Linked DNA regions of Homo sapiens: regions 1, 2, 3, 4, 6 and 7 are each linked to region 5. The links are chromatin contacts, found by Hi-C or POLR2A ChIA-PET in ENCODE. All regions are on one chromosome and are shown on one strand. Each heading gives the region's core, a stretch centred on a gene start or an enhancer-like site at or near the end of the contact. The rest is flanking DNA. Distances are from core to core; before and after follow the strand shown. Region 1 holds the start of FBXO46 (F-box protein 46). Region 2 holds the start of SIX5 (SIX homeobox 5). Region 3 holds the start of ZNF224 (zinc finger protein 224). Region 4 holds the start of QPCTL (glutaminyl-peptide cyclotransferase like). Region 5 holds the start of TOMM40 (translocase of outer mitochondrial membrane 40). Region 6 holds the start of ZNF226 (zinc finger protein 226). Region 7 holds the start of IRF2BP1 (interferon regulatory factor 2 binding protein 1).

Region 1 (3,192 bases), core at 668-3,167, 840 kb before region 5:
CCAGACCAGCCTGGCCAACAATGGTGAAACCCCGTCTCGGCTAAAAATACAAAAATTAGCCGGGCATGGTGGGGCGCGCCTGTAGTCCCAACTACTCCAGAGGCTGAGGCAGGAGAATCATTTGAACCTGGGAGGTGGAGGTTGAATGAGCTGGTATCGCCACTGCACTCCAGCCTGGGCGACAGAGCAAGACTCTGTCTCAAAAAAAAAAAAAAAAAAAAAAAGGAAAAAAAAGAAAGAAAAAGAATAAAAGATTTGGGCTTTTTTTTTTTTTTTTTTTGGTAGAGACGAGGGTCTCACTTTGCTGCCTAGTTTGGTCTTAAACTCCTGGACTAAAGCCAGTCTCCCGGCTGAGATTATAAGCATGAGCCACCGCACCCAGCCTGGAAAATACGTCTTAAGGGGAGATGATCTAACGACCTAGTCAAGAGTAGAAACCCTGAAATCCAATACATTTCAGTTCAAATCGTTTTCTTGGCTGTGTTGCCAGCGACAAGAGGCTTAATCTCTTTCTGCCTTATAAATTTGGGATTGTAATTCCTACCAGGGTTGTCTGTAGGGTGTCTGGCATATAGTTCCGATGCAATAAATATTTACTGAACACATGTTTACGCTGTTCTAGGTGCTTGAACAAGGTACACAAAGATCTCTGCCCTCCTGGAGCTTCTTCTTCTTCTTCTTCTTTTTTTTTTTTTTGAGACGGAATCTCGCTCTGTCCCCCAGGCTGGAGTGCAGTGGCGCGATCTCGGCTCACTGCAAGCTCCGCCTCCTGGGTTCACGCCATTCTCTTGCCTTAGCCTCCCGAGTAGCTGGGACTACAGGCACCCGCCACCCAGCCCGGCTAATTTTTTGTATTTTTAGTAGAGATGGGGTTTCAGTGTGTTAGCCAGGATGGTCTTGATCTCCTGACCTTGTGATCAGCCCGCCTCGGCCTCCCAAAGTGCTGTGACTACAGGCGTGAGCCACCGCGCCCGGCCTTCTTTTATTTTAAGAGGCAGCAGGGTCTCATTCTGTCGCCCAGGCTGAACTGCATGGAGGGCGGTGGTGTAACACTAGCTCACTGCCTCGAACTCCTGGGCTCGAGCGATGTGGAGCTGCTATTCTATGATGTGGACTAACTCCTAATGTATGGGACTTTCCTTCCTCCTAAGGCTTAATTTTCTCATTTGTAAATCAGGAGGTAAGAAAGGAGGGGACGGGCCGGGCGCGGTGGCTCACGCCTGTAATCCCAGCACTTTGGGAGGCCGAGGCGGGTGGATCATGAGGTCAGGAGTTCAAGACCAGCCTGACCAACATGGTGAAACTCCGTTTTTACTAAAAATACAAAAACTAGCCGGGCGTGGTGGCGGGCTCCTGTAATCCCAGCTACTCAGGAGGCTCAGGCAGGAGAATCGCTTGAACCCAGGAGGCGGAGGTTGCAGTGAGCCGAAATTGCGCCACTGCACTCCAGCCTGGGTGACAGAGCAAGACTCCGTCTCAAAAAAAAAAAAAAAAAGAAGGGGATGGATGGGAAGGAGTTTGGAAAAGCACAAGGAGCTGTTAGCTATTGTGTTGATCGGCACAAATGAATCAATAAATTTGCTCTTCCCCAACTCTCCACCCCTCACCAACACCCTATTGCAATATTCTCAATTCCCTTCCCAAGGGCCTCGGGCAAAAATGGAGCCCTCCTGGCTAGACTCCATCTCCCAGCGCGCCCAGCGGGGAAGCACCCTGCGCTTGCGCTGCCAAGTCCTCCCCGGCTTTGTCTCCCGGGAGTTCGAGTCGTTCTTTTCCTCCGCCCGCCTAATTTGCTTCCTACCCCACCTCCAAGCTTGACCGTGCTGCCTTCTGGGGGATGTAGTCCGTGGCTGCCCGGACTTCAATTCCCAGCGGGCTTCGGGACGAGAACCCGGAAGGGGAGGCTGGAGAGGAGCGAGTGGGGGAAACCCGCGTAGCCGAGGGAGATGCAGCGCGCGGCGATGGTGAGAGCCCAGGCGCGGGCCGGGGGCGCTGGAGAGTCGGGACGGGGGTTCGGGACCGGGTGACGAGGGGGAAGAGGCAGGGGCGAAAGAAGGGGCTGGGTGAGGGGAGATTGCCTGGGGGAGAGGACTGGGAGGAATGGGAGCCGGAGGTAGTAGTAGAAGAATGGTGGCTTGGGGAGGGGTCTTGGAGGTGGGGTGGGAGTGGAGCTTTGGAATTGATTGTAAAGGGGCTCAGAGCTGGGGAAGTGGGCCCCGAGTTGGAGACTGGGCTGGACATCCAGGTAGAGGCCCTGAAGGGGTCGATTTCGATGGGGGCTTAACCTGCGGCGAGGGTATGAGGATCAGGGTTAGGATGAGTGAGGGGGTCTGGAAGCTCCAAGGGACAGGCGAACGGTGGACGCAATGGGTTGGGGCCTCTGGATCGGATTGGGGGCAGGAAGGCAAGTTGAGGAGGTAGGAGGGAGAAATCAGTGGTAGGATAGAGTGTGGGTTTAGGCTCCAGGACTGAGGGTGGGGTAAGGAGCGTGAAATTAGGGGCCTGGATGTAGTGATAATTTCCCTAGTCCCGCCAGAGACTCCCGGTAAGCTGGACAGGCACAGAACTGTAGGATAATACGGCCAGAAAGGGCCATCGAGACAGGCTTTCGCACCCTCACTTCCCCGGTGGAATTTAGAAGAGTGTAATGGTTTATCCCTATGAGAAGTACAGCATTCATATCCCCTATTCTTCCACCCCTTTGTGCCATGGACAAATCTGTGAGCCTCAGTGCCCTTATCTGTAGTATGGGAACAGCAAGCATGCCTCTGAGAACAGGGTTAAAGGGAGTCATTAAAATCGTTACTATTAGTGGGAGAGCTGGGCTGTGAAGTTTCAGTCTCAGAGCTGTTGGTGGGAAGTTCTCCGCCCCCGGAATGTGACTGGGTTACAGGTGCTAATGGATTTCCTCCTTTCCAGTCCAGTCCCAGAGGCGTTTTCTCAAAAGCTGGCACTGATCTGGGCACACACCCCAGCTCAGAAGCATGTAGGGGCTCCCCACTGTGGATTACAGCTAACGCTTATTGTTTTACAAAATGCCTGGCCCTGTCCTTAGCTGTTTGTACACATTAACTCATTTAATTCTGATAACACCCCTGAGGGGTAGGTGCTGTTATTTTCTCCATTTTACAGAAAGGAAGCAGAAGTACAGAGAAATTAAGCAACTTTCCCAAGGCTATCCAGCATTAATTG
Region 2 (3,527 bases), core at 1,000-3,499, 880 kb before region 5:
TGTATAGACACCTGGAGGAGGGAAGGGACCCACGCTGGGGCACGCCGCGCCACCGCCCTCCTTCGCCCCTCCACGCGCCCTATGCCTCTTTCTTCTCCTTCCAGCTGTCACGGGGGTCCCCAGTCCCCGGGCCACGGATCCACCTTCCCATGTAAGACCCCTCTCTTTCCCCTGCCTCAGACCTGCTGCCCATTCTGCAGATCCCCTCCCTGGCTCCTGGTCTCCCCGTCCAGATATAGGGCTCACCCTACGTCTTTGCGACTTTAGAGGGCAGAAGCCCTTTATTCAGCCCCAGATCTCCCTCCGTTCAGGCCTCACCAGATTCCCTCCGGGATCTCCCTAGATAACCTCCCCAACCTCGATTCCCCTCGCTGTCTCTCGCCCCACCGCTGAGGGCTGGGCTGGGCTCCGATCGGGTCACCTGTCCCTTCTCTCTCCAGCTAGATGGCCCCCCGGCCGTGGCTGTGGGCCAGTGCCCGCTGGTGGGGCCAGGCCCCATGCACCGCCGCCACCTGCTGCTCCCTGCCAGGGTACGTCCGGCTGCCCACGCCCCCCTCCGCCGTCGCGCCCCGCGCTCCACCCGCCCCTTGCCACCCGCTTAGCTGCGCATTTGCGGGGCTGGGCCCACGGCAGGAGGGCGGATCTTCGGGCAGCCAATCAACACAGGCCGCTAGGAAGCAGCCAATGACGAGTTCGGACGGGATTCGAGGCGTGCGAGTGGACTAACAACAGCTGTAGGCTGTTGGGGCGGGGGCGGGGCGCAGGGAAGAGTGCGGGCCCACCTATGGGCGTAGGCGGGGCGAGTCCCAGGAGCCAATCAGAGGCCCATGCCGGGTGTTGACCTCGCCCTCTCCCCGCAGGTCCCTAGGCCTGGCCTATCGGAGGCGCTTTCCCTGCTCCTGTTCGCCGTTGTTCTGTCTCGTGCCGCCGCCCTGGGCTGCATTGGGTTGGTGGCCCACGCCGGCCAACTCACCGCAGTCTGGCGCCGCCCAGGAGCCGCCCGCGCTCCCTGAACCCTAGAACTGTCTTCGACTCCGGGGCCCCGTTGGAAGACTGAGTGCCCGGGGCACGGCACAGAAGCCGCGCCCACCGCCTGCCAGTTCACAACCGCTCCGAGCGTGGGTCTCCGCCCAGCTCCAGTCCTGTGATCCGGGCCCGCCCCCTAGCGGCCGGGGAGGGAGGGGCCGGGTCCGCGGCCGGCGAACGGGGCTCGAAGGGTCCTTGTAGCCGGGAATGCTGCTGCTGCTGCTGCTGCTGCTGCTGCTGCTGCTGCTGCTGCTGCTGCTGCTGCTGCTGGGGGGATCACAGACCATTTCTTTCTTTCGGCCAGGCTGAGGCCCTGACGTGGATGGGCAAACTGCAGGCCTGGGAAGGCAGCAAGCCGGGCCGTCCGTGTTCCATCCTCCACGCACCCCCACCTATCGTTGGTTCGCAAAGTGCAAAGCTTTCTTGTGCATGACGCCCTGCTCTGGGGAGCGTCTGGCGCGATCTCTGCCTGCTTACTCGGGAAATTTGCTTTTGCCAAACCCGCTTTTTCGGGGATCCCGCGCCCCCCTCCTCACTTGCGCTGCTCTCGGAGCCCCAGCCGGCTCCGCCCGCTTCGGCGGTTTGGATATTTATTGACCTCGTCCTCCGACTCGCTGACAGGCTACAGGACCCCCAACAACCCCAATCCACGTTTTGGATGCACTGAGACCCCGACATTCCTCGGTATTTATTGTCTGTCCCCACCTAGGACCCCCACCCCCGACCCTCGCGAATAAAAGGCCCTCCATCTGCCCAAAGCTCTGGACTCCACAGTGTCCGCGGTTTGCGTTGTGGGCCGGAGGCTCCGCAGCGGGCCAATCCGGAGGCGTGTGGAGGCGGCCGAAGGTCTGGGAGGAGCTAGCGGGATGCGAAGCGGCCGAATCAGGGTTGGGGGAGGAAAAGCCACGGGGCGGGGCTTTGGCGTCCGGCCAATAGGAGGGCGAGCGGGCCACCCGGAGGCACCGCCCCCGCCCAGCTGTGGCCCAGCTGTGCCACCGAGCGTCGAGAAGAGGGGGCTGGGCTGGCAGCGCGCGCGGCCATCCTCCTTCCACTGCGCCTGCGCACGCCACGCGCATCCGCTCCTGGGACGCAAGCTCGAGAAAAGTTGCTGCAAACTTTCTAGCCCGTTCCCCGCCCCTCCTCCCGGCCAGACCCGCCCCCCCTGCGGAGCCGGGAATTCCGAGGGGCGGAGCGCAGGCCGAGATGGGGAATGTGGGGGCCTGCAGAGGACCCTGGAGACGGAGGCGTGCAGAAGCTCAGTCTCGGGGCGGAGGCTTCGCGCCCTTAGTCCTCCTGGACGGCCCGTTACCTTCTGCGTTGTCCCGATGGGGAAACTGAGGCCCTGAGCCAGAAGCACACGCTGGGGGGAGGCAGAAAGCGCGGCCAGAGGCGGAGGGAAAACAAAGGGAGAATCACAGACAGACGGGAGGGGGACGGACACACACAAGGGGACAGAGACCCGAGTGGAGAGCTGGATCTCGCCTTCCCGGCGTGGGGCGCAGGGTCGGCCAGAAAGAAGATCGAGAAGAGCGGGGAGTGGGGGCGAAAAGGGGGGACAGGTGGGGGAGGAGGCTGGGGAAAGCCCGAGGGAGGAAGAGAGGGAGGGAGGAACTTCCCAAAGTTGCAAAACATGGCTACCTTGCCTGCGGAGCCGAGCGCGGGGCCGGCGGCTGGGGGGGAGGCGGTGGCGGCGGCGGCGGCGACCGAAGAGGAGGAGGAGGAAGCGCGCCAGCTCTTGCAGACTTTGCAGGCGGCCGAGGGTGAGGCGGCGGCGGCGGCCGGGGCCGGGGCGGGCGCAGCGGCTGCGGGAGCTGAGGGCCCGGGATCCCCGGGCGTCCCCGGGTCGCCCCCCGAGGCCGCTTCCGAACCGCCCACGGGCCTCCGCTTCTCGCCCGAGCAGGTGGCGTGCGTCTGCGAGGCGCTGCTCCAGGCGGGCCACGCCGGCCGCTTGAGCCGCTTCCTGGGCGCACTGCCCCCGGCCGAGCGCCTACGTGGCAGCGACCCGGTGTTGCGCGCGCGGGCCCTGGTGGCCTTCCAGCGGGGCGAGTACGCCGAGCTCTACCGGCTACTCGAGAGCCGCCCCTTCCCCGCCGCCCACCACGCCTTCCTGCAGGACCTCTACCTGCGCGCGCGCTACCATGAGGCCGAGCGGGCCCGCGGCCGCGCGCTTGGCGCAGTGGACAAGTATCGACTGCGCAAGAAGTTCCCGCTGCCCAAGACCATCTGGGACGGCGAGGAGACAGTCTACTGCTTCAAGGAGCGCTCCCGCGCAGCGCTCAAGGCCTGCTACCGCGGCAACCGCTACCCCACGCCGGACGAGAAGCGCCGCCTGGCCACACTCACCGGCCTGTCGCTCACGCAGGTCAGCAACTGGTTCAAGAACCGGCGACAGCGCGACCGGACCGGGGCCGGAGGCGGCGCGCCCTGCAAGAGGTGAGGGGCCTCGGGCGGCGCAAGTCCAGCTCTCCCGGGGACATCCCGTCCACCAGCCCTCTTCCCCC
Region 3 (3,398 bases), core at 243-2,742, 800 kb after region 5:
TCCCAGATTCAAACGATTCTCCTGCCTCACCCTCCCGAGTAGATGGGATTACAGGCGCCCACCACCACGCCCAGCTAATTTTTGTAATTATTTTTTAGTAGAGATGCGGTTTCACCATGTTGGCCAGGCTGGTCTCGAACTCCTGACCTCGTGATCCGCCCGCCTGGACCTCCCAAAGTGCTGGGATTACAGGCGTAAGCCACCGCGCCAGGCCCATTTTGTTCTTAATAAAGAAAAATAGAATGCTGTACAATGACATGGTTCTATAAGAATACAAAATATTTGTAATGATTGAAACAAAATAGTTGACAACATTTTTAGAAACTCAGAAAATTTCAAGCCCCTAAGTCTTGCTTTCCCCACCTAAGTCCAACTAGTTCCTCTGCCTCAGTGACAACGTATCCCAAGAGAAGATCAAATCAGGCTCTGACCCAGACTGCTTAGGTTCCAACCCCAGCTCCACCTCTCACTAGTCGGGTGCCTATGCGCTCTGTGTCTCACTTTCGTTTTTAAAATAGAAAAAAGCAATACTTCTCCACAGAGCCACGGTGTGGCGTAAATTTATTTGTATAAAGCCCTTAGAATGAAGTTACTAATTAAGACTTAATTATTATCGACCCCCATGCCCGAGGACACAACCTATACACTCTCGGTTGGGGTGAGCATCTCGGTCAAAGAGCCAAGGACCACTCACGTAGAGCTTTGCCCTCAGAAGCCAAGAAGTCCCTCCCTGCAGCTCTTCTGGAAAGGTCGGGTTGGGGAACGAGAAAGCTGTGAAACACCTTGACCGCGTCGCCGTCCCCCATAAAAGTTAAATGCTCCTTTCCCTTCATGAAAGTGGACGCAACCCTCGCTCTCCTAAAAAGAGGTCAGAAGGCTTCCGGGATCATCCAGCGTCCTGCAGGGATCAGGGAGAAGGGCCGAGGCCCCTGCAGCTGGAGCTCTGACCCCACCCGGTCCTTCGTGGGAAATTAACAAGAGACCACCAGTCACCAAGTGACAGGGACTGCTTTAAGGCTCTCATTTGTGTTACCTCTTCCAGTTCCCAAAACGATTCCATTAGGATGGCCCTAAAGTCCCCATTTTAAAGAACAGTAACGGGAAACCCAAGGAGATTAACACCCCAACGTTATATCGAGAAGAAGTGGCCACGCGCGTGGGGTGCAGGGGGCGGAGTGGGCGAGCTCAGAGCCCCGGAAACCCTGAAACCAGGTGAGACGCGACCCAACCAAGTACCAATGCCCCCGGGAAGCGAGGACAGACCCAAGCCCAAGAAGGTGCCACGGACGAGAACGCAAACAGCGGCCCTTGCCCCTCCAAACCTCTACTCTCCGACGAGGCCCCTTTTCCCCTAATTCGATCACCAGTTCTTTGAGGATCCAATGCGTAGGTCCAGGAAATTCAGAAGGGCCTGCAACGCGCGGAACTGCCCCAAACTATCGCGGAAAAACTGCAGCAACCTCAGTCCCCGAGCGGAAGTGTCCGCGACTCCACCGAATGTTTGGACTCCACTTCCCAGAATTCCCCGGGACCCGCCAGCCGGAGCCAAACTGACCGCGACTCCACTGAGCGTCTGGACTACACTTCCCAGAATTCCCTGGGACCCAACTGCCGGAGCTAAACCGACCGCGATTCCACTGAGGGTCTGGACTGTACTCCTGCAGCATTACACTCAAAGGGAAGTGTTGACGACTACTGGGAAGCCCTTGACCACTCTTCCCACGGGGAACGAATCTCGTACCCCCGAGCGCCTGTTGGGAAATGTGGACTTCTACCCTGAGAGTCGTCCTTCCCTCTCCCTGGGTGCCTAAGAGAAAATACCGTATAGAAAGGAATTCCTGAAGTCTAAACCCCTCTAGTGAGGACAGGAGTGTTACTGGAAAGGGAACAAGCGAGATGATACACTCTTCAAATAAGTTTTGCCAGTGGTAAGAAATGGCATGTAGTTTTAATTTATAACTCTTGTAAAGATGGCATATTCTTGCATATTTTCAGGTGTCATTATTACATTTTTTGTAAATTGTCCAGATGTTTTGCCCACTTTCTTATTGAGTTTTTGGTTTTATCCCTCACTTTTCAAGCACTGTTCTTATATTCATGATATTAACATTTTATCTCGCAAATATTTTCTCAACAAAAACGTTTTTTTTTATTGTTTTATCTATGCAAAACATTTTAATGTATTTTATTATTTAAAACATCTCTATTGAGGTGTAATGCACAAAACGTGAAATTCACCATTTTAGGATATATGTAGTACAAATAAAAAGTTAGGAAACATTTTCATCACCCCAAAAACCCCATACCCACTAAGCAGTCACTGTCTAACACTAATCTCTGTCCTATTGAATTACCTATTGTGGACATTTCATATAAATGGAATTATACATTATGGAACCTTTTGTTTCTGACACCTTTCACTTAGCATCCTGCTTCTTTTTTTTTTTTTTGAGACGGAATCTCAAAAAAAGTGCCAGGCTGGAGTGCAGTGGCACGATCTTAGCTCACTGCAACCTCCGCCTCCCGGGTTCAAGCGATTCTCCTGTCTCAGCCTCCCGAGTAGCTGGGACTACAGGCGCGTGCCACCACGCCTGGCTAATTTTTCTGTATTTTTAGTAGAGACGGGGTTTCACCGTGTTAGCCAGGATGGTCTCGATCTCTTGACCTCGTGATCCTCCCGCCTCGGCCTCCCAAAGTGCTGGGATTACAGGCGTGAGCCACCGCGCCCTGCCAGCATACTGCTTTTAAAGTTCATCCACATCACAGCATGTACCAGTACTTCATAATATTTTATGTTTCTACTACGATTTGTTTTTTTTGTTTGCTTTGTCTTGTTTTGTTTTGAGGTGGGGTTTCCCTCTTGATGCCCAGGCTGGAGTGCAATGGCACGATCTCAGCTCACTGCAACCCCCGCCTCCTGGGTTAAAACGATTCTTCTGCCTCAGCCTCCCAAGTAGCTGGCATTACAGCCATGCGCCACCACACCCAGCTAATTTTTTTGTATTTAGTAGAGACAGGGTTTCACCAGGTTAGTCAGGCTGGTCTCGAACTCCTTACCTCAGGTGATCCGCCCACCTCAGCCTCCCAAAGTGCTGGGATTACAGGCTTGCGCCACAATTTGTTTATCCATTCATTGATTGAGGGACATTTGGGTTCTTTCCACCTTTTGGCTGTAGTCAATAGTGTTGCTACAAACAGTGGTGTACAAGTATTTGTTTCATCACCTACTTTCAATTCTTTGGGGTATATACCTAGATATGAAATTTAGTGATTCATATGGTAATTCTATGTTGGGAACCACGAAACAATTTTCCACAGCAACTGCACCATTTTTACATTCCCACCTTCAGTGTGTGAGGGTAGTAATTTCTCCACATCCTCTCCAATACTTATTTTGT
Region 4 (3,545 bases), core at 1,046-3,545, 800 kb before region 5:
TACCTACTGGGTGCCAGATGTTGGGGAGACCCCACCTCTTGAAGCCAGCAAGACTCATCACAGCTTACCCTTAAATAGCTCTCACTGTGTGCTAAGCCCTCTTCTAGGAACCATTTAGGGGAGGGACTGCCAATACATGACCCCATTTTACAGATGAGGAAATGGGCTCAGAGAGGTTAAGAAACTAGTCCAGGCCGGGCGCGGTGGCTCACGCCTGTAATCCCAGCACTTTGGGAGGCTGAGGTGGGCGGATCATAAGGTCAGGAGTTTGAGACCAGCCTGGCCAATATGGTGAAACCCCGTCTCACTAAAAATACAAAAAATTAGCCAGGCATGGTGGTGCACACCTGTAATCCCAGCTACTCAGGAGGCTGAAGCATGAGATTTGCTTGAACCTGGGAGGTGGAGGTTGCAGTGAGCCGAGATCGCGCCACTGCACTCCAACCCAGGCGACAGTGTGAGACTCCATCTCAAAATAAAATAAAATAAAATAAAATAAAAAAGAAACCAGTCCAAGGTCACAATCTAAGTGGATGAGGTAGCATTGGGACTCAGGCAGTATTTAAGTGACTTTTTTTTTTTGAGATGGAGTCTCGCTCTGTCACCCATGCTGGGGTGCAGTGGCGCAATCTCAGCTCACTGCAGTCTCCGCCTCCTGGGTTCAAGTGATTCTCGTGCCTCAGCCTCCCAAGTAGCTGGGACTACGGGTACCCACCACCACGCCTGGCTAATTTTGTATTTTTAGTAGAGATGAGGTTTCACCATGTTGGCCAGGCTGGTCTCAAACTCCTGATCTCGAGGGATCTGCCTGTCTCGGCCTCCCAAAGTGCTGGGATTAGAGGTGTGAACCACTGCGCCTGGCCTTTAAATGACTCTTCATGCTTTCTGGAAGACAACAGATACATTACAGCACCAGCTCGGAGCCAACCTGTTTGGGTTCAACTCTAGGTCTATGATTTTCTAAACATTGGGTCTCACTAGGTTGACTAGGCTAGTCTCAAACTTCTCAGGTGATTCTTCCACCTTGGCTTCCCAAAGTGCTGGGATTACAGGCATGAGCCACTGCACCCGGCTAAGGTCTACTACTTATTATCTGTAGGATTTGTGCAATGTGTATAACCTCTCTGAGCCTCAGTTTCCCCATCTGCATAATGAAGATCATATTGGTACCCACCTTATAGGGCTGTCTGTTGCCTATGCCTAGCACACAGTAAGCTTTTGGTGGGGGCATTAAGGGGGGCAGTACAGCCTGGTGGTTTGTTACCAGCATGGAGTCTAGAGTCCGATTAACTCCAGTCAGAGCCCCAGTTCCTCCTCTTAGCTTCTTTGGGATCTTGAACAGGATTCTTATTTCCCATTCCCTGGAGGGCTAGGGGGTCAGGGACTGGAGGTGGGTCCCTTTACCTTTCTGACTTGGAGATTTCCCGGGCTGCCCGGGGTTCGCACAACCAGCAGGGGGCGCAGATAAGTGCTCCAGAGACGCTGTGGATCCAGTTGTCCCACCACCCTCCGCAGCCGGGCTTCGGGGAGGCTTCCGATCAATGGGACCTTGGGAAGGAGGTGGGATAGGGAAGGGAAGAATGAGAGCAACCCCCCCATTTCAACCCTACCCCGGGCGCCGTCACCCGCGAGGAGCCCCGGGTTCTCTTCCTAATCTGCCGCCTCCAGCATCGGAGACTTCTAGGATAAATCCAAGGCTCAGGAAAAGTCCTTCCAAGACCATCCGGTCCAGCCTACCTCAAACTTGATGGGGAAATCGAGGCCCAGTGAGAGAGAGGGGAGATGGAGGAAGGGACTCTTCCAAATAGTTGACTAAAGGCGTAGAACCCTGAACCCCCCCGTCTTACTATTTCAGACCTTTCCTCTTAAAAGGAAGCTACTGTTGCAGAACCAGCCCGAAGCCTTATTCCTTTGGTAAGGGTCATGCGCTCAGATGACGAAGACGGTGGCATCTGCGGTTAGGGCCGTACGCTAAAGCCACGTCAACCCTGGGTAACAGCGGGGAGGGAATGAGGGTCCCCGCGGTGCCCGGGTCCCCGCCCAGCCTCACCCGCAGCTCCCGGCCCAGCGGCAGCTCCTCAGTCCTGCGGTGCCAGCCGCTCCAAATGGTGTAGAACGCCGAGCCCACGGCCAGCGCCAGCAACAGAGGCAAGAGCCGAACCCGCGGTAGCAGGCGGCGCTTCGGCGGCAAGAGTGGCTCCATGAGGCCACGTTCCCCCAGCCGCAGGCGGGGTCGCCCGCGGCCCCCGGAACGCATGGCCGCTTTGCCCTGAAACCTGTACCAGACCACGGATTGAGTTTAGGCCCAGCCAAGTTCCTCCCCATGGAATCGGTGGGCCAATAAGCAACAGCTGCGGCTGCACCAGCCCACCCCACAGCGAGCAGCGAAACCAATAAGAACTACGGTCCTGAGGACACGCCTCCCAGCCTCCCTTAGGTATTGGGGTTGGTTCCCCTGAGAATGGCACGACCCAAATGGGAGCGCAAGAGAAGTAGGCTCCGCCTTAGCGGAGGAGGGAAAGCCAATGAACAGCGTTTGATCATGGAAAATATTCGATCTCCCGGGCGCAGGTCCATGCCCCTTCCGGATGTAGGCAGGGGATTGGTGGCGCAGGGTCGGAAAGATCAGTAGATACGTCAGTAACGCGTCCCAGAGGGAAGAGGGGCGGTGCCTGTCTCCGAAGCGAGGAGCGGATTGGCTTCACGGAGGCCGCGCCCCCGAAGTCACGGCCGGCGGGCATTTGGAAATAGCTTGTCATTTCCCTCCTTCAACCTGTACCATTCTTCAAGAAACGGTTTGAATCAGACTGCCTTTCCTTTTGTCTTCATTGTCATAAACATCTGCCCCCGTGTGGTTCTGACTGGCCGCGAACCCCTACCCGAAGCTTTTATTCCATCATTGTGCACCGTTGGTGGGGAATGCTGTGGCAACAGGCCACGCCTCCACTTACTGGTTGGCTTTGCGCAGGCGCCAACGGAAGTGGGTCGCAGGAAGAGGAAGTCCCGCCTCTCTCTCCTCAGGCAGCAGCAACGCGGAGGAAACGGGAGTGAACGGAGAGCGTAGTGACCATCATGTGAGGCCGGGCTAGGCTTAGGCGGCGGGAATGAGGTTGAGGGTGGATATTTGACCGATTGAGTGTGGGAAGGGTTGAGCAGAGCGGGGGGGGCAGGGGCAGATGTTTTAGGGATGCAGCGTCCTGCTTTTCTCCTGATGAGTTTGAGAACGGGCGTGGGGCCTTTGACGCATCGTGACTTCGGGAGAGGGGACAGCTTTATCAGATAACGCCCTGGGCTGGGCGCGGGGGCTCATTCCTGTGATCCCAGCACTTTAGTAGGCCAAGGCGGAGCATCGCTGGAACACAGGAGTTCGAGACTAGCCTAGGCAACATAGCGAGACCCCCGTCTCTACAAAAAAAAAAAAAAATTTAATTATGAAAAACATGTTTTAAACGATAACGGGAGTGGTCCTAGATAATTAGTCCTATTGAAATGAATGTTAAGGGGCAGCGATTTTACGAATACTGGGGGAGGCCGAGCGCGGTGGC
Region 5 (3,508 bases), core at 657-3,156:
CCACATCCCCAGCACTGCTCAGCATGGGGCCAGGCAGAGAGCAGGGGTTTGGCGGATGTTTGCTGGATGAAGGAATTATTTGTGTCCCAGTGCACCTCGGAGAGATGCAATCCCCATCTCCAGGCTCTCGGTAGCTGTGACCTTTTCCTGATGAGGCCGTCTTAGCTTGACATTTGGCTACAAATTTGTTATTAGAAGGATACAATGAATGGATGAAAAAGGAAGCTCACCTCTGTGGGACTCAGCTGCTTTGTCCCCACATATGTGACCCCGAAGTGGTAGTTGGACTCCCCGATTGTGCTGAGGGCTACTGTGTGGTTGACCTGGAAGGAAAGCGAGAGCTGTGACGATACTGGACAGATAGGCTTGCCCACTGAAGAGGGCAAGGACAAGGTCTCTGGGCTGGGCAGGGGATGAAGACTGGGAGGCACGGCCTGACTAAGAGACTCAGAGAAAGGAGGTGCTGCCGGTAGGCCCACAGACCTGTTCCTTCACTCCAGCCTAGCTGCTATGGGGAGACAGTACCTCTGGATTCTAGGTCCCCAAACTGAGTAGTCAGTCTGGCACTATATCTCCGAGTCTTTTCAAGTATCAGGGAGCCCAGCTCTTGAGGGAGGAGTAATTGGGCCGAGTGTGCAGATGCAGGGAGGGGGACGGCGGGGACGATCTCTGGTGGGTAAGGACACCAGGAAGGCTCACCTGAAAATGGTTACTCAACCCTTTGTTGACTGTGAGCTTGACACCCTCCATCTGAATGGGAAACAGCTCTGGAGAAGAGAAACGCTGTCACACTCCACTCCAACCCCACACCAACTCTCATCTCTTCCTTCCCTACCACCCCCAGCTCTCTCCAGAGACCCACAGCAGAACATCTCACAAAGGATTCCACCTGTAAAGAGGCAGTACAGCCTAGTTAGACAGGGCCAGGGCCTTTGCTTGCTCAAATCTCACTGCCACCAAGCTGAGCAACTTTAGGTCAAACTCATCATCTGAAAGATGGGACCCTCACCACACAGAATTGTCCCAAGGATCTAATGAGTTAACGTATAATGAACACCAGAACAGAACTCCATAAATCTCCACCACTACTACTACTCTAATTGCTCCAGGCTGGGATCCGGAGGCTTTGGGTCCCATACCCAAGGAACCTCGCTGACACCTTGCTGACACCGTGACCTTGGGCCTCAGTTGCCTTCCCGATCACAAGAGAAGTCTGGCTTGGCTGATCCCGGGGCTCCTCAGGTCCCTAAAGGCTTTTCTCTACTGCTATGACATTCCATCCCGTTTCCAGCATTTGATTCCATCATTCTAAGCCCCAAGTCCAACGTTCCACCATTCGATCCCAACATCACCTCCTAGTGCTGTTAAATAATTCCAATGGTGCGCGCCAAATCCCAGAGTCCCCAGTGTCCTCCCCCTTCCCCCGAGATCCAGGCCATCGCAGCCCAGCGGGGGCCCCTCGCCCCTCACCCTTGCACTTCCGGTGGCACTCCTCGAATGTGCCCGGGTTGGGCAGGCAGCCGCAGGCCCCATCCTCGGCGGCCCCTGAGGCGCTGGCGGTTGCAGCCCCGGGGGTCCGTTCCGAACTTCGACTCGTACTGGTGCCGGCGCCCAGGCTGCCTCCCAGCGGCGGCAGCGTGAAGCCCGGCGGCGAGGGCGGAGGTGGCGGCAGCCCCACGAGGGCCGGCGCAGGCGGCGGTGGCGGCCCTGCGGGCGGCGAGCTGGCAGCCAACACGTTCCCCATGGTCGCCTGCTAGGGGAGAGGTCAGAGGGCAGAGGTCAGGGCCCGCGCGCCCCCGACTCAGCCCCAGCAAATCCGCACCCGGCTCCGGCCCCGGTTCTCACTGGCGGCGGCGCCTGCTCCCGGCCTGGGCTCCGCTCCCACCCCGTGCGCCACGCGCAACCGAACCCGCTGCCGCCGCCGCCACCACCGTCGCCCCGCCCCACCTAGCCCATTGGTTTAGTGTGCCCTGAGGCCCGCCCACCAGCGTCAAGACTCGGTCTTCCCATTGGACTTGTGCATAAAGTCCCGCCCACTTTCCCTGAAATGTCCTTTTGTATTGGTTCTCACTCGCAGGGTAGCCACGGCGCCCCTCCCACCCTTCCCATTGGCTCGCAGCGCCTGCGCCTATTGGCTCGCGTCGCCGCGGGTTCCGGTGCTAACCCGCCATTGGTCTGTGCTGAGCATTTTGCCACGCCCGCTGAGGCATCGCCCCGCCTCTCTCCTGGAGGAGGCCCTCTTTTGATTCCGCCCCGCGGCGAGGTTGCTGTGATAATTGGTCGGCTTTGACCCTTGCAGCATTTTGATTGGCTCCAGCGTGTACGGGGTCGACCTTGGTGGCGTATCAGCTTGGTACTCTCATTGGCTAACGTTCCAGGGTCGAAGGACAGGTAAAGGTGGGTTGCGCGGCAGAGGCGGCTAGGCAGCAAGGTCAGGCCTCGCGTCCCACCAGGCACCGCGGCAGCCGGGCCCCCACCCCACCTCTGGTTCGGAGTAGCCGACCTAAAACCGGAAGTGCTGGCCCTTCCCAGAGTGCCTCGGGAGAATTCTAATCTGTTCTGCGAACCCTGCGCTGCTCCTCGTTACCCACAATGCCCTCATCACCTCTTAGCGAAACAGTTGCCTTAGACCCACCCCTTTCGTTACCCATCATGCCTCTTGTTCCTCGCGTCACTGCGGCTTCTATCTTTGGCCCATTCATTCCTCTCCCATTACCCATCATGCCTCTGCCCCATTCATTTGAGCTTCATTGCCCAGACTACTTTTAGCTCCAGCCTGCCTGCTCACTTTCGTCGTTCTTCCGGCCCTTCTCTAATTAGCCATCATGTTTTGGATCCATGAACTCCTGTCCGTTACCTCCCTTGCCCCCGGTCCCTATTTTTCCATTATTCATCACTCTGCCTCTGGCCCATTCATTCAGGTTTATTATCCGTCATGCCTTGGGCTCCTATTACAACATTATTCATGATTTTGCCTTTAGTCTACTTTTACTTGCCGTTTATTCATTAAACTTGAGCCTCTTATACTTTCGTTACTGCTTTTTTAATTTTTATTTTTTTAAAGACAAGGTTGGACTCTGTCACTCAGGCTGGAGTGCAGTGGCGCCATCATAGCTTACTGCAGCCTTGAACTTCTGGCCTCAATCGATCCTCCTACCTCAGCCTCCAGAGTAGCTGAACTACAGGTGCGTGCCACCACGCCCGGCTAACTTTCGTAGAGGCGGGGTCTCACTGTGTTTCCCAGGCTGGTCTCTTAACTCCTGGACTCAGTCGAGCTTCCCGCCTCAGTTTCCCGAAGTGCTGGAATTACAGGAATGAGCCACTGCATCTGGCCAATTGCTATTTTTATCTTTGTCCCATTCATCATACTGCTGTTGCAATTATGAATGTTCATTAAACAGCATGCCCTGGACCCCTCCCCATTCCATTACTCAACATTCTGTTTTTAGGGCTGGGCGCAGTGGCTCACGCCTGTAATCCCAGCACTTTGGGAGGCCGAGACGGGTGG
Region 6 (3,377 bases), core at 687-3,186, 730 kb after region 5:
TAGTGGGAAAGAAAAATCACTGGACTGAGTAGGGTTCTAGTATGGCCAGCTCAGTTTTATCTGTGACATCTGGCAGGGTCAGTTTTCTAGTCCTGAGTTTCCAGATAAGACCTTTTCCTGAGCTTCTCAAACTTTAACATGCATCTCGCTCACCTTGGGATCTTGTTGAAATGCAGATTTCTGGGTCCTATCTGCAAAAATGCTAAATCAGAAGGCCTTCGGTAGGGCTCAAGAATGAGCCTTTCTACCTGGGTGATGCCAATGTTGCTGCTTTGTGAACCACAGTTTGAGTAGTGTTGCACTGTACTCAGTCCCTCTCCCAAAACAGCCCCTAATAAACAGAAATATATACAAGAAAAACTTGACAGAAAGGCACTAAACTATAGTTGTTATCTTTATACCCTAAGGTCATGGGGAATTTACATTTTTTAAATGTATTTCTGTGTTTTCCATGATTATGTGTTACCTCTATATTATTTGAAACAAATAAAACTAATAATTGAGAAAACTATTTTTAAAAACTCTTTTCTTTTTTTGAGACAGAGTCTTGCTCAGTTGCCGAGGCTGGAGTGCACCGGTGTGATCTCAGCTTACTGCAGCCTCGCCTCCTGGGTTCAAGCGATTCTCCTGCCCCAGCTTCCCAAACTCCTGGGATTACAGGTGTTGGCCACCACGCCTGGCTAATTTTTGTATTTTTAGTAGAGATGGGGTTTCGCCATGTTGGCCAGACTGGTCTCAAACTCCTGGCCTCAAGTGATCTGCCCGCCTCAGACTCCCAAAGTGCTGGGATTACAGGCGTCAGCCACTGTGCCCAGCCACTATTTTTTAAAAGTCATAGAATAGCCCAGACCTTGAGCAAAGTCCCCACAGTGAAGTCCCAACCTATTTTCACATGATACTAGCCAGCTGCCTATGGCTCATGCAGAACATACCAAAGAAGACTCAGGTCTAGACTCAGACTGCCTCGGTTTCAATGCTAGCTCTGCCTCCTACTAGCTAGGTGGCTATGAGCAAACAAGTTATGTTCTTATGTCTCAGTCTCCTCGGAAAAAGAGTATCACTTCACAGAGCCACTGTATAGTGGAAAGGTGTTCATTTGTATAAACCCCTTAGAATGGAACTTAGCAACTAACGCTAAATTATAATCACTTCTCATGCCCAAATACATGACCCCACACATTCTCTGATTTATGTGAATAAAACAAGAATAACAACAAGTCTTACTCACATGGGGTTCTGCTGCCTCCTCCTCTGTGCAGTGCTTTTTGAGAAGTCAGGGCTGGGGAAGAAAAACAGGCTATGAAGTAACCAGGATTGTGTCTTCATCCCGGATACATCACAGTGGCATCTCCCAGGACCAGTTAGAAGCAACCCTCTCCTTCCTCAAAAGAGGTCAGGGACAATCCAGCTTCATGGACTCACAGAATTTCGCCACAGAACGGGAGTTTCTAGGAAAATTACAGTAGTATTGGTAATTCACGTGCCAGGCAGTTTTACACTTTTTGTATTACCTCGTTTTCTCTCAAAACATTCTATTAGGAAGTTTTTGCTTTTATTTTCCTTCAGAACAGCAAACGAAGGCACGGGGATTAACTAACTCGCTCAATGTGATACTGTATGAAGTGGTAGGGCTGGCTCATTAGGTGGGGGAGTCACAATGAGGGAGCGAACAGCCCGAGAGACCTTCAAACCCGACGAAGCATCACCCCAGCCGCCCGAAGCCAGTACGCCCCCAATTCTAACAAGCTCCGCCCAGGGAAACGCAAAACAGCATCCTGGCCCCTCAAACCTCCGCTCTTAGCCGCTACTCCTTTTTTTCCCCAAACAAAAGACCGCTAGCTGCTGACCACAAGTGCATTTCGGGGAAGTTTGAAAGGTTCCTGAGAAGCTGACCTGAATCACCAAAGCCAGGGAAAAGATGGCTGCTACGTCGTCTTCCTGGGCGGAAGTGCCTGCGAGTATCAGGAGGACCTGGACTACGCTTCCCAGAATTCCACAGCACTGCCTTCCTCGAGCCGGAAGTGCCTACAACTACCTAGAACGATTGGACCTACAGTTCCCAGGATTCCGCAGGGGAAACATTTACAGCCTTACTGCAGCTGAGCTATGCGCGACTACACGGAACTCCGGACTACATATCACAGAATGCTGGAGTTGGGGGAAAAACAGAACAGTACCGCCCTCCTGGACTACACTTCCGGAATGTCCAAGCCTTCTGATGTGGAAGTGTCCAACTACCTTGAGCTCCTGGTTTTCATTTCCCAGAATCCCTCACTTCTCTTTAGGTATTATTATGGTCTGAGTGTTTATGGCCCCCACCAAATTCGTATGTTTAAATCCTAACTCCCAAGAAGATATTAGGAGGTGGAACCTATGGGACGTGATCAGATCAAGAGGGCAATGCCCTCATGAATAGGATTAATGCTCTCTTATAAGTGGCCTGAGGGAGCTCCTTTGCCTCTTTAGTTATGTGAGGACACAGCCAGAAGGACCATGTATGACTTAGAAAGCGGGACCTCACCAGACACTGAATCTGCTGGCACCCGATCTGGGGCTTATGTGCCAGCAATTTCACTCCTAAGTAAATACCCAGGAGAACTGAAAGATATCCACACAAAAACTTGTTCTAAAAAAGTTCATAGCAGCATTAGTCATAATAGTCAAAAAGTGGAGAAGACCCAATGTCCATCAGCTGATGAGTGGATAAACAAAATGTGGTCTAGCCATATAATGCAATATTATTTAGTAATGTGAATGAACAAAATATTGATTCATGTTATAACATAGATGAACTCTGAAGACATTATGTCCAATGAAAGAAGCCAGACACAAGATACCATATATGGTATGATTCCATTTATATCAAATGTGCAGAATAGGCAAGTCCATAGAGACAGAAAGTAAATTAGTTGTCTCCAAGGCTGGGGAGATGTAGTTGGGAATGGGGAGTGACTGTCAATATGTAGGGTTTTTTTTTTCTTACTTTTTTAGAGACAGCGTCTTGTTATGTTTCCCAGAATGGAGTACAGTGGCTATTCACAGGCATGATCATAGCACACTGCAGCCTTAAATTCTTGGGCTCAAGTGATCCTCCCGCCTCAGCCCCCTGGGTAGTTGAGACTACAGGCATGCACCACCACACCCAGCTCATGTAGGGGATTTCTTTTGGGAGCAGATGAAAGAGTTCTAGGATTAGATAGTGGTAATCATTACATAATATTGTGGATCTTTTCAAAGATAGAAAAATGTTATGTGACAATATCCCCTAAAGCGTTAAAATGTAGCTAAACTCAAAGCTAAGACAGGGAAATCCCAACGGCCAAAGATGAACAGGCAAGTTAGGCCCACAGATGAAAAAACTGAATGATCCCACAAGG
Region 7 (3,488 bases), core at 244-2,743, 990 kb before region 5:
AGGCAAAAATAGATAAATCTTTTTATTTTTATTTATTTTTTTGAGACAGGATCTTGCTCTGTTGCCCAGGCTGGAGTGCAGTGACGCAATCATGGTTCACTGTAGCCTGTTATCTCCAGGCTCAAGCAATCCTCCCACTTCAGCCTGATAAATCTTTTTTTTAAGGGAGAAAAGTGTTCAAATACAGGTAGTAGACAAAATTGTGAAACCATTTTAAAATTGTGAGGTCTGGGTAACAGAATCAGAGCTGCTGCGGTTCCAGTGGGACGGGAGGAGAAGGGACAAGCAGCCCCTCACTAGACAAAACCAGGGCCAACTGGTACGTCATTCAAATATTTTTGAGCACCTAACACGGACCCAGGCCTAGAGAAAGGGGCTGTTGTGGGTTGGAACCTGGAGACCCGCCTCCGCCCTTCCCCAAAGACAGCCTCGTCCAGTTCCCAATGCCTGGGAAAGAAGAAGGGTCCTCACAGCCTGATTGGGCCTTCCAGGTAGTGAGCGCTCAAGGTTGGGGAAAGGTTGGTCTGGTGTTTGCCCTTCCCCAGCAACTCCCTCCTCTTGCCCGTCACTTCTTAACCCCTTACTCTTCCCTCAAACTGGGGAGCAACAGAAGATAAGGGTCCCCCAAACGCCACGCTCCGAATGCACGTAAAGAGCCCCCAGAAAAGTGGGGGGGCGGGGGGTAGCCGGGAAAGTAGCGTGAATCTGGAAGGCCTCCCCAAACCTCCCAGAGGGCGGAAGTGCGTCACTATGTCCGACCCGCAGTGCATTTTGGGAATTGTAGTGAAGCGGGTGGGGGACGCCGAGCCCCCGATGGTGTAACCCTTTAGAGACCAGAGCGCGCGGGCAGAGCTGGGACAGGGTTAGAGGGCGGCCAGTCGCCCCACTCTTTTAGCAGAGAAACAACTGAGACAAGGCTCTGGCTCGGAAGCCCTTAGTCCTCTCCCTTCTCTGGCTGTGGCGGGCCCCAGAAGCATATATCTAGGATTCCGGGGGGAGGACGAAGTGCCAGGTGGCCACCCCCACCCCCACCTAGTTGCCAGCTTCCCGTCCCTGCTCTGAAGCCAATCAGGGCTTCTCCGCCCCGCCCCAGAAGCTGCTACTTTCCTAATCCGTCATTGGCCCACCTTTGCTGGGCGGGGAAACTGAGGTTCAGAGAGGGCAAGACATTTTGCCTAAAGCTGCACAGCAAATCCGAGCAGAAGTTGGAAGCCCGGAAGCCTGTCCACCCACCCCCACAATTTCTGAATCCGGAGTAGCTCTGATCATTTGTATTGCATCCTCGCCTACCACCTTTGTGTCCCAGCATCTTGCGGCGCGCTGAACTCCGGCCCCACGGAGAAGGTTGTAAGGTTTGCGCCGGCAGAGGCGACAACCCCCCCAGCCCGCGTCTGCCCGCCGTTCCCTTTAAGAGCCGGCCCCGGCGGGACTACGTTTCCCAGAAGGCTTTGCAGGCGTGTTATGTAACTTTCCCTGCGAAGCGGCCTCTGGGGCAGAAGAAGGAGGTGGAGGCGGCGGCGGCCGTTGCAGCGGCGGCGGCGAGAGCGGCGGGAGCCCGAGGCGGCGGCGCTCGCGGCCCATCGTGGGGCCCGAGCTGTGCGCCTCGGCTCGGAGCCCGGACCGGGCGGGGGCGCCGACGTGCCTCAGCCTGCCTTCGCGAGGGAGGCGGGAGTGAGCAGAAAGGCTTAGGGCCCAGGGGGCGGGGAAGGGGGGCCGGGCCTGGATCCGGCGGGGAGGCCGAGCCGGAGGCCGGACCGTGGCTCGCGCTGTCCCCGGGACGCGGATCGAACGTTGGCGGCGCGGATCGCACGTCGGCGGCCGGTGGAACGCGGGAGCTGGGCGGCGCGCGGACTGGGGCCATGGCGTCTGTGCAGGCGTCCCGCCGCCAGTGGTGCTACCTGTGCGACCTGCCCAAGATGCCGTGGGCCATGGTGTGGGACTTCAGCGAGGCCGTGTGTCGCGGCTGCGTGAACTTCGAGGGCGCGGACCGCATCGAACTGCTCATCGATGCCGCCCGCCAGCTCAAGCGCAGCCACGTGCTCCCCGAGGGCCGCTCGCCCGGGCCCCCGGCCCTTAAGCACCCGGCCACCAAGGACCTGGCGGCGGCAGCCGCACAGGGGCCCCAGCTGCCGCCCCCGCAGGCCCAGCCCCAGCCGTCAGGGACCGGCGGCGGCGTGTCGGGCCAGGACCGCTATGACAGGGCCACATCATCAGGCCGCCTCCCCCTGCCCTCGCCCGCCCTGGAGTACACTCTGGGGTCCCGCCTGGCCAATGGGCTGGGCCGTGAGGAGGCCGTGGCTGAGGGGGCGCGAAGGGCCTTGCTTGGCTCCATGCCTGGCTTGATGCCCCCTGGGCTGCTGGCAGCTGCAGTGTCTGGCCTGGGAAGCCGAGGCCTGACGCTGGCACCCGGCTTGAGTCCTGCCCGTCCCCTCTTCGGCTCCGATTTCGAGAAAGAGAAGCAGCAGAGGAATGCGGACTGTCTGGCAGAACTGAACGAGGCCATGCGAGGCCGGGCAGAGGAATGGCACGGGCGCCCCAAAGCAGTGCGGGAACAGCTACTGGCGCTGTCCGCCTGCGCCCCGTTCAATGTGCGCTTCAAGAAGGATCACGGGCTGGTGGGGCGAGTGTTCGCCTTCGATGCTACTGCCCGTCCTCCAGGATACGAGTTCGAGCTGAAGCTCTTCACCGAATACCCCTGTGGTTCCGGCAATGTGTACGCCGGCGTCCTGGCAGTGGCTCGCCAGATGTTCCACGATGCTCTGCGGGAGCCGGGCAAGGCACTGGCTTCTTCGGGCTTCAAGTACCTCGAATATGAACGCCGGCATGGATCAGGAGAATGGCGGCAGCTGGGCGAGCTGCTTACCGACGGCGTCCGCAGCTTCCGCGAGCCAGCTCCCGCGGAGGCCCTGCCCCAGCAGTACCCAGAGCCGGCCCCTGCGGCTCTCTGTGGCCCACCCCCGCGAGCCCCATCCCGGAACCTGGCGCCCACGCCGCGCCGTCGCAAGGCATCCCCCGAGCCGGAGGGCGAGGCGGCTGGGAAGATGACCACCGAGGAGCAGCAGCAACGGCACTGGGTGGCACCCGGCGGCCCGTACTCCGCTGAGACCCCTGGTGTGCCCTCGCCCATTGCCGCCCTGAAGAATGTGGCCGAAGCCCTGGGCCACTCACCCAAGGACCCTGGCGGAGGCGGGGGGCCTGTGCGTGCAGGGGGCGCCAGCCCTGCAGCCTCCTCCACGGCCCAGCCGCCAACCCAGCATCGCCTTGTGGCCCGCAACGGCGAAGCAGAAGTCAGTCCCACAGCGGGGGCCGAAGCTGTCAGCGGGGGTGGCAGCGGCACTGGGGCGACCCCTGGGGCCCCCCTGTGCTGTACCCTGTGCAGGGAGCGGCTAGAAGACACCCACTTCGTCCAGTGCCCCTCGGTGCCCGGACACAAGTTCTGCTTTCCCTGCTCCCGGGAGTTCATCAAGGCGCAGGGCCCGGCCGGGGAG

Evidence for each region. A loop is a pair of places that touch in the nucleus more often than their neighbours do. ChIA-PET counts read pairs that join two places held with the same protein, here RNA polymerase II (POLR2A). Pooled maps may share reads with other maps.
Region 1: a map of CD8-positive, alpha-beta T cell shows a loop between it and region 5 (29-fold over the local background). The contact joins the promoter of FBXO46 here to the promoter of TOMM40 in region 5. A Hi-C loop is called at or near these places in 1 of 168 maps with a recorded cell type or tissue (CD8-positive, alpha-beta T cell) and 8 of 50 pooled maps. POLR2A ChIA-PET finds 5 or more read pairs at or near these places in 1 of 52 experiments (CD8-positive, alpha-beta memory T cell).
Region 2: a loop to region 5 is called in a pooled map, with 9 times the contacts of the local background. The contact joins the promoter of SIX5 here to the promoter of TOMM40 in region 5. A Hi-C loop is called at or near these places in 7 of 50 pooled maps. POLR2A ChIA-PET finds 5 or more read pairs at or near these places in 3 of 52 experiments (HEK293, WTC11 and naive thymus-derived CD4-positive, alpha-beta T cell).
Region 3: a loop to region 5 is called in a map of CD8-positive, alpha-beta T cell, with 12 times the contacts of the local background. The contact joins the promoter of ZNF224 here to the promoter of TOMM40 in region 5. A Hi-C loop is called at or near these places in 1 of 168 maps with a recorded cell type or tissue (CD8-positive, alpha-beta T cell), 1 of 37 single-sample maps with no recorded cell type and 9 of 50 pooled maps.
Region 4: a loop to region 5 is called in a map of B cell, with 33 times the contacts of the local background. The contact joins the promoter of QPCTL here to the promoter of TOMM40 in region 5. A Hi-C loop is called at or near these places in 1 of 168 maps with a recorded cell type or tissue (B cell), 1 of 37 single-sample maps with no recorded cell type and 8 of 50 pooled maps. POLR2A ChIA-PET finds 5 or more read pairs at or near these places in 2 of 52 experiments (HCT116 and activated CD4-positive, alpha-beta T cell).
Region 6: a loop to region 5 is called in a map of CD8-positive, alpha-beta T cell, with 7 times the contacts of the local background. The contact joins the promoter of ZNF226 here to the promoter of TOMM40 in region 5. A Hi-C loop is called at or near these places in 1 of 168 maps with a recorded cell type or tissue (CD8-positive, alpha-beta T cell), 1 of 37 single-sample maps with no recorded cell type and 6 of 50 pooled maps. POLR2A ChIA-PET finds 5 or more read pairs at or near these places in 1 of 52 experiments (activated CD4-positive, alpha-beta memory T cell).
Region 7: a loop to region 5 is called in a map of dorsolateral prefrontal cortex, with 14 times the contacts of the local background. The contact joins the promoter of IRF2BP1 here to the promoter of TOMM40 in region 5. A Hi-C loop is called at or near these places in 2 of 168 maps with a recorded cell type or tissue (dorsolateral prefrontal cortex and naive thymus-derived CD4-positive, alpha-beta T cell) and 8 of 50 pooled maps.

What each region holds. Positions count from the first base shown.
Region 1 is chr19:45,729,621-45,732,812 of GRCh38, reverse strand. FBXO46 (F-box protein 46) reads left to right here and starts at 1,917. Exons shown (of 2, transcript NM_001080469.2): 1 at 1,917-1,964. RefSeq lists enhancers at 1,590-1,719, 1,810-1,919 and a silencer at 2,768-3,062.
Region 2 is chr19:45,767,974-45,771,500 of GRCh38, reverse strand. It overlaps SIX5 (SIX homeobox 5), which reads left to right and starts at 2,249. Exons shown (of 3, transcript NM_175875.5): 1 at 2,249-3,459. The coding sequence starts at 2,657. It overlaps DMPK (DM1 protein kinase), which reads left to right. Exons shown (of 15, transcript NM_004409.5): 13 at 105-151; 14 at 441-530; 15 at 861-1,784. The coding sequence ends at 1,013. It overlaps DM1-AS (DM1 locus antisense RNA), which reads right to left. Exons shown (of 2, transcript NR_147193.1): 1 at 3,370-3,527; 2 at 1-11. RefSeq lists silencers at 1,110-1,269, 1,794-1,978, 1,830-2,369, 2,730-2,949, 3,400-3,527 and 1 more and enhancers at 910-989, 1,430-1,539, 1,700-1,779, 3,271-3,527.
Region 3 is chr19:44,092,455-44,095,852 of GRCh38, reverse strand. ZNF224 (zinc finger protein 224) reads right to left here and starts at 1,492. Exons shown (of 6, transcript NM_001321645.3): 1 at 1,323-1,492. RefSeq lists an enhancer at 1,573-1,682.
Region 4 is chr19:45,691,416-45,694,960 of GRCh38, reverse strand. It overlaps QPCTL (glutaminyl-peptide cyclotransferase like), which reads right to left and starts at 2,295. Exons shown (of 7, transcript NM_017659.4): 1 at 2,051-2,295; 2 at 1,405-1,548. The coding sequence starts at 2,257. SNRPD2 (small nuclear ribonucleoprotein D2 polypeptide) reads left to right here and starts at 3,008. Exons shown (of 3, transcript NM_001384647.1): 1 at 3,008-3,074. The coding sequence starts at 3,073. RefSeq lists enhancers at 1,588-2,138, 2,664-2,793, 2,804-2,933, 2,752-3,472.
Region 5 is chr19:44,889,652-44,893,159 of GRCh38, reverse strand. It overlaps TOMM40 (translocase of outer mitochondrial membrane 40), which reads right to left and starts at 1,906. Exons shown (of 9, transcript NM_001128917.2): 1 at 1,471-1,906; 2 at 700-767; 3 at 231-323. The coding sequence starts at 1,744. RefSeq lists a silencer at 1,570-2,209 and enhancers at 2,520-2,679, 2,849-3,350.
Region 6 is chr19:44,163,659-44,167,035 of GRCh38, reverse strand. ZNF226 (zinc finger protein 226) reads right to left here and starts at 1,936. Exons shown (of 6, transcript NM_001032373.2): 1 at 1,894-1,936; 2 at 1,229-1,279. RefSeq lists enhancers at 1,915-2,034, 2,095-2,244.
Region 7 is chr19:45,884,146-45,887,633 of GRCh38, reverse strand. IRF2BP1 (interferon regulatory factor 2 binding protein 1) reads left to right here and starts at 1,493. Exons shown (of 1, transcript NM_015649.3): 1 at 1,493-3,488. The coding sequence starts at 1,860. RefSeq lists enhancers at 669-718, 779-1,018, 1,169-1,318 and silencers at 1,479-1,958, 1,999-2,238.